Linked DNA regions of Homo sapiens: region 1 is linked to region 2. A link is an interaction called in ENCODE POLR2A ChIA-PET data of the cell type or tissue named here. Cell type or tissue: A673. All regions are shown on one strand. Each heading gives the region's core, and the rest is flanking DNA. Links, peaks and the distances in the headings are about the cores only. Region 1 overlaps PRKCB (protein kinase C beta). Region 2 overlaps PRKCB (protein kinase C beta).

Region 1 (2,809 bases), core at 242-2,741, 91 kb before region 2:
CCTCCTGTCTCAGCCTCCCAAAGTGCAGGGATTACAGTTAGGTATGGAGAGAGAAGGAAATAAGGAAGACACAGTTATTACTCTTTAGGACCCATAATTTAACTCAAGTGATTTTGCCCCCAGGTGGTATTTGGCAATGTCTGGAGACATTTTGTTTGTCACAACTTGGGGTGGTGGGGGTTGCTACTGGAATCTAGTGGGTAGAGGCCAGGGATGCTACTGAACAAAATATACAAGACAGCCTCACAACAAAGAATTGACCAGTCCACAGTGTCCACAGTGCCATGGTTGAGAAACCTTGATCTAACTGCTTATGACATACCACTTCCATAAAGCCGAGAGATATCAATTCTTATGCAGTTATCACTGTGTACAGGAAATTGTGTGTTTGTACATGTGTGTGCATGAATGTGTAGATATAAAGGGATAAAACCTTTATCTTCCTTTCCTAGGTATTTTTACCTCTGTATTATCAATTGAAATAATTTGTTTTTGAATATACAATGCAAAGTTTGAAATCCTACAGGTACAACAAGGTATACAGTGAATAAAGAATCTCCCCATTCCACTTCTGTCCTCAAGTCTTCAGTTCTCTGGAGGAGTACTACTGTCATTAGTCTCCTATATATTAGTAGAGAGACATTCCGCATATGAACCTTATACCCTTAGTAGCACCTCACACATATTTTTTTCCTTGTTGCCTTTTTTTTTCCTATGTGATGACGTATCTTAGAGATATTTTCATATCAGCGCATATAGAGCAGCCTCATTCATTTTAACAGCTGCACAGGTTTTTTTTTTTTTTTTTTTTTTTTTTTTTTTTGTGGCTGTCCCATACGGTCTTCTGTTGATGGGCATAGGTTATTTCTAGTCTTTTGCATAACAAACAGTGCTGGAGTGGATCTCCTTGTACCTAACTGTGGACACACATGTGCAAGTACGTCTGTAATCCAAAATCCTGCAAGAGGAATTTCTAGGTTAAGATGGCATGTGCATTTTAAATTTGGCTAGAGATTTCTGCAGTGATGTCTGATCCTGTGCACCGTGCATTCATCATGTGACCCATTTCTAGTCCTTCTTGACCGCCCCCTCTCCTATGGGGATCCTGAGCTGATAGGGTCACTTCTGTCTCTCCCCCACACTGGAACAGCTCTCTCTAATCTACAAGATTAATTTTTTTTCCTAATCAAAACACAATTGCCAAGGATAGTTTGAAAAATATTAATTGTGTCTGTCATCCTGGGGCTCTGAGCACGTGAGCGTTTGGGATATAATCTTTGCAAATTGCCTATAGTTCATACAGCACAGCAAGAGCCTCTCTCTCTGCAGCCAGTCCTTTATGATCGATCATACCCACCCCCTCTCCCAATGGGCTGTATCCTAAGGGTAAGTAGACAGCATGGGTTCTCTTGCTTAAAAAAAATCGTTAACTCAACGGGGGCGCCTGCTGCTTGATTGGGAGTATGTCGGCATTTAGAGCCTGCTGGCTGCAATCTCACTACGCAGACTGGAAGTTGTGGGGTGTTTTTATCAGCAGGAAACAGCTTTGAGAGCGGAAGGGGAGTGAGAGTAGATGGATAGATGAGGGAATTCGAAGAGGAGGAAGCCGTGGGAGAAATGTCTTCTTTTAAAGACAGACAAGGCAGATTTCTCCAGCCCATCTCTCTGGAATGTCAAGTAGGAATGAAATGGGAAGTTGGGTTAATTCTACCAGGCCTGCCCAGCAACCAGCCTGTTCAGGTTCCCCAGGAGTTGCAGCCTGTTGTCTGAGACTGTGAGGTTCTCTTCCCTGAAGTGTCTTGTGGGAATTGGCTGGTGGCAGCATTTTCTCTGAGGTCCCAAAAATTCGAGTGGTCAAGAAGACACCCTGCAATGATCATTCCCCAACATTGGAGGCCATAAAAGTCAGTCTGGGTTTGCAAATACACACTGGAAGTCTCAGAGCTGGTGCAGACATCTCAGAGCTGGTGCAGACAGACACTGTGGCTGAGTGTGTGTGCCTTGTTCGTTATGGTTTCACTGCTACTGGATTGGTACCTGGTACACAGTAGGCACTGAAAAAATATTCACTGAAAGAAAGAGAAAACTTGATGGCAGTTGTAGGTCTGGGTCTGTTGGAATTTTTACCCCCAGGAAGAGATTTGATTTTAACTCAAAGCCAGTTGATAAACAGCCTCACCCAGCAGACAGAGGGCAGCTTGGGGGAAACTGGAGGGTATGTAGGGTGGGGTGGGGCTCTTATCTGTATGGACAATGCCATATATTTTCTGAAACTTGGATTTTTCTCCTTATAAGGGAGAAGATCCAAGAAGACAATGAAAAAACATTTGCCCCTGCCTTTAGAAAAAATAACCTTTTAATTTTTGGAATAATTTCAGATTTTTAGAAAAGTTGCAAAACATTTACAGAGAGTTCCACTGCATACCCCTCACCCAAAGTTTCCCCCTAATGCTAACATCTTATGCAACTGTGATGCCTTTGCCCCTACCATTTTGAGGTTAACAATTAAGTTAGTATAATACTTATTCTGTACCGAGCTCTATTCTATATCATTTTCCTGCAGTTGTTTATTTGACCCTTTCAGCATCCTTTGAGGAATAAGCACTGTTATAGCAGTCCCCATTTTACAGACGGGGAAGCTGAGGCTCAGCTAGACTCTAGCTAGTGTTCGAAACCTAAGTTGTCTGGCTCCAGTCTCTCACCCCTCACCATTATTATCTGCACAGTAATGATGGTAACTGTCATCTCTTGATGATAATGCGTTCAGGAACTGAGCTCAAAAGTTTTTCCCTCCCTCCCTTCCTCCCTT
Region 2 (2,809 bases), core at 172-2,671:
CCTTGGAAATCTGTTTGCAAAGACAAAGTTTGAGACTGTTTGTCATGTTCTCTCAGATCCTATGCCCTAGCCCTTGTAGTGCAATTTCTTCTCTCCTCCCTAGCAAAATAGGCAGGGGAGTTTGGGGAGACTGCCCTACTCAGTATGCAGCTCTGAGTGTTCATGCAGACTGAAACTTGATACTCAACTTGCAGCCAAGAAGATGGTGTTTCCCATATTCTATCTATCTGCTGAATGTTTCTGTTGCCTAAGACAGAAACTCAGCTCAAACTGACTTATATGAAAAGGAAAATTTTGGGTCCTTGAAATAGAAAAGGCCTAAGGGTTGACTTGGCTTCAAGCACAGTGAATCAAAGTTCTAAATAATGTCCTCAAGAACCTGTTTCTCCCCTTCTTGGCTTAGCCTTTGTCTGTGTTGATTTTATTTTCAGGAAGGCTTGTCTCCTATGCGAGCATGGTGGCTGCAACACCTTTAATCTTATATCTTATCAGTGCTGCAGTGCAGTAACAAGAGCTAAAGTCTCATTAGACCATGAATCACATATTGCCAGAAGAATGGGTTATGCTGATTGGCCAGGCCTGGGTATATGCTGCTGTGGTGTGAATGTTTTGTTTCTCCAAACTTATATCCTGAAATCCTAACACCCAAGGTATGGTGTTAGAAGGTGGGCCCCTTGGGAGGTGATCAGTTCATGGGGGAAGAGCCCTCATAAATGAGATAGTGCCCCTATAAAAAAGACCCCAGAGATATCCGTCACCCCTTCTACCATGTGAGGTTGCAATGAGAAGACAGTTGTGTATGAGAAAGTGAGCTCTCACTGGAGACCGAATCTTCCAGTGCCTTGATCTTGTACTTTCTAGCCTCCAGAACTGTGAGGAATAAGTTTATCATTTAAAAATCACTCAGGTTTTGGTATTTTGTTACAGCAGCCAGAAGGGACTAGGACAGAAAATTTTGGTACTAACAGTGTATAGAGGAACAAAATTTTAAGGATGGGTTTTCTGAATTGGTTTCGGGGATTTGGTAATTGGCTGCCAAATCTGATTAGATTTAAGAATGCTAATTACCCTATTTCTAGTAGTAAAGAGAGCCTGGATAGTCCGTGGCATGATCTGTTTATAGAGATACACAAATCATCTGCATTGGATACTCCTAATCAACCATTTATAAGAAGCAAGGAGCCAAGTGATTCGATATATGATACCCAAACACTTTTGGAAAACTAAGGCATATAATGACTTGCTCCTAATGTCTCTGGACAAAGTGGAGAAAGAAAAAGATGAGCTCAGGGATTTGAATTCCCAGCTCAAAGAGTTTCATAAATGATCTAAGAGCTTCTAGGTGTGCCCTGAAGGAGAGCCTTCTAGCCTGTAGTTGCAGGGCTGAAATTTCTGAAAATTAAATGCACAACCTCATCCTGCAATTGGCTGAATTACAATGCAAATTGGACTCCCCACCACACAGGGTGTCTGCTCTAAAAGCAAGGGCAAGGGCATTGATCAGAAAAGAATGGGATCCCATAAGGTGGGAAGACTCTGATGAAGACCCTAATGAAGCTGGGGACATTGAGCCCCTAAATTCTGACAAGTCTTTTTTTTACCAGTGGAAGTGGCCTCCTTACCTCAAGCAAAAGTGTCATCCCCACTCAGGGTGGCATTGGCCTTTCCATCTTGTCTAAGGGAACTAACCCTGCATTGCCCTAAGAAACAGTAATGGCTTTCCCTGAGGCAGTTGCCATGCCAGGCAATGCTGATTCTTGTCAGCACCGAATCCCACCACCCCTTCAAGTCCTAGCAGGCTCCTAAACGTGAGATGCACTGTGTGACCCACGGGGAGGTATGCTATACCCCAAAAGAACTATTTGAGTTTTCTAATTTATACAAGCAGAACCATAGGGAATATGCATGGGAATGATATTAAGGGGGTAGGATAATGGTGGAAGTAACATGAAGTTGAATCAGGCTGAATTTATTGATAGAAGTTCACTAAGCAGAGATTCTGAATGTAATGTTCCAGCTTAAGGAGTTAGGAAGGGCTCTAACAGTTTAGCTGGTTGGCTGAAACATGGATTAAAAGATGGCCTATCATGAGTGAGTTGGAGATGCCTGACCTCCCCTGGTTTAATGTAGAGGAAAGGATTCAAAAGCTTAGGGAGATTAGAATGCCAGAGTGGATTTGTCATTTAATACCCGCTCACCCATGCTGGGAAGGTCAGACATACCTTTAAGAAAGGTATGTCTCTGTCAATACTTTGAGAAATATATTTGTGAGGGGAGCCCCAGCGTCCTTTAAGAGCTCTGTGATCCCTCTTCTCTATAGACCAAACCTTACTATGGGAACCACAGCCACTTAATTGGAAAACTTAAATGCAATGGGAATAATTGGGTCCTGGAGTATCAGGGGCCATTTGGTGGCACTCAACTGTTAAAGGCAAGGTAGGTGCGGTTACCTTAATGGATCGCAGAGTTACAACAACAATCGGAATAGCCTGACTCATGCAGACCTATGGCACTGCCTAATCATGGTGTTGCTAGAAGTGAAATAGGTGGGAAGCCTACTAAATTCTTACTTGATCTGTATAGCAGAAAAATTCTAGGTGAAGTGAACAGAAGTCTAACTTGAATCATAAAAATAGAGAATCATAGCCCCTCAGTCCATTCCCAGACTTGAGCCAGTTTATAGACCCAGAACCCTTTGAATGAAAGGGAGGTAAAATTTCCTTGAGAAAGCGATTATACTGCTAAAAGTTTATCCTGTTAATCTTTCTCCCAGCCTTGCCCAAAGGGACCTACTGCTTTTTATCAGGAT

Evidence for each region. ChIA-PET counts read pairs that join two places held together with the same protein. Peaks named below come from ENCODE experiments on the same cell type or tissue, not always from the same donor. Only the 100,000 strongest peaks of a DNase experiment are listed, where the experiment ranks them.
Region 1: POLR2A ChIA-PET joins it to region 2 with 12 read pairs; 3 of 35 experiments call an interaction of 5 or more read pairs at or near these places.

The regions. Positions count from the first base shown.
Region 1 is chr16:23,899,928-23,902,736 of GRCh38, forward strand. The region is part of intron 2 of PRKCB (protein kinase C beta); the gene reads left to right. Among named protein-coding and RNA genes, the nearest start is that of PRKCB, 65 kb to the left of the region's middle. RefSeq lists an enhancer at 1,464-1,608 and a cis regulatory region at 1,527-1,544. In A673, for the core only: a CTCF peak has its summit at 1,438; DNase peaks (open chromatin) are centred at 994 and 1,484; H3K4me3 peaks cover 1,731 bases; H3K27ac peaks cover 2,500 bases.
Region 2 is chr16:23,991,309-23,994,117 of GRCh38, forward strand. The region is part of intron 3 of PRKCB (protein kinase C beta); the gene reads left to right. Among named protein-coding and RNA genes, the nearest start is that of PRKCB, 160 kb to the left of the region's middle. In A673, for the core only: no CTCF peak of the experiment used is centred there; no DNase peak of the experiment used is centred there.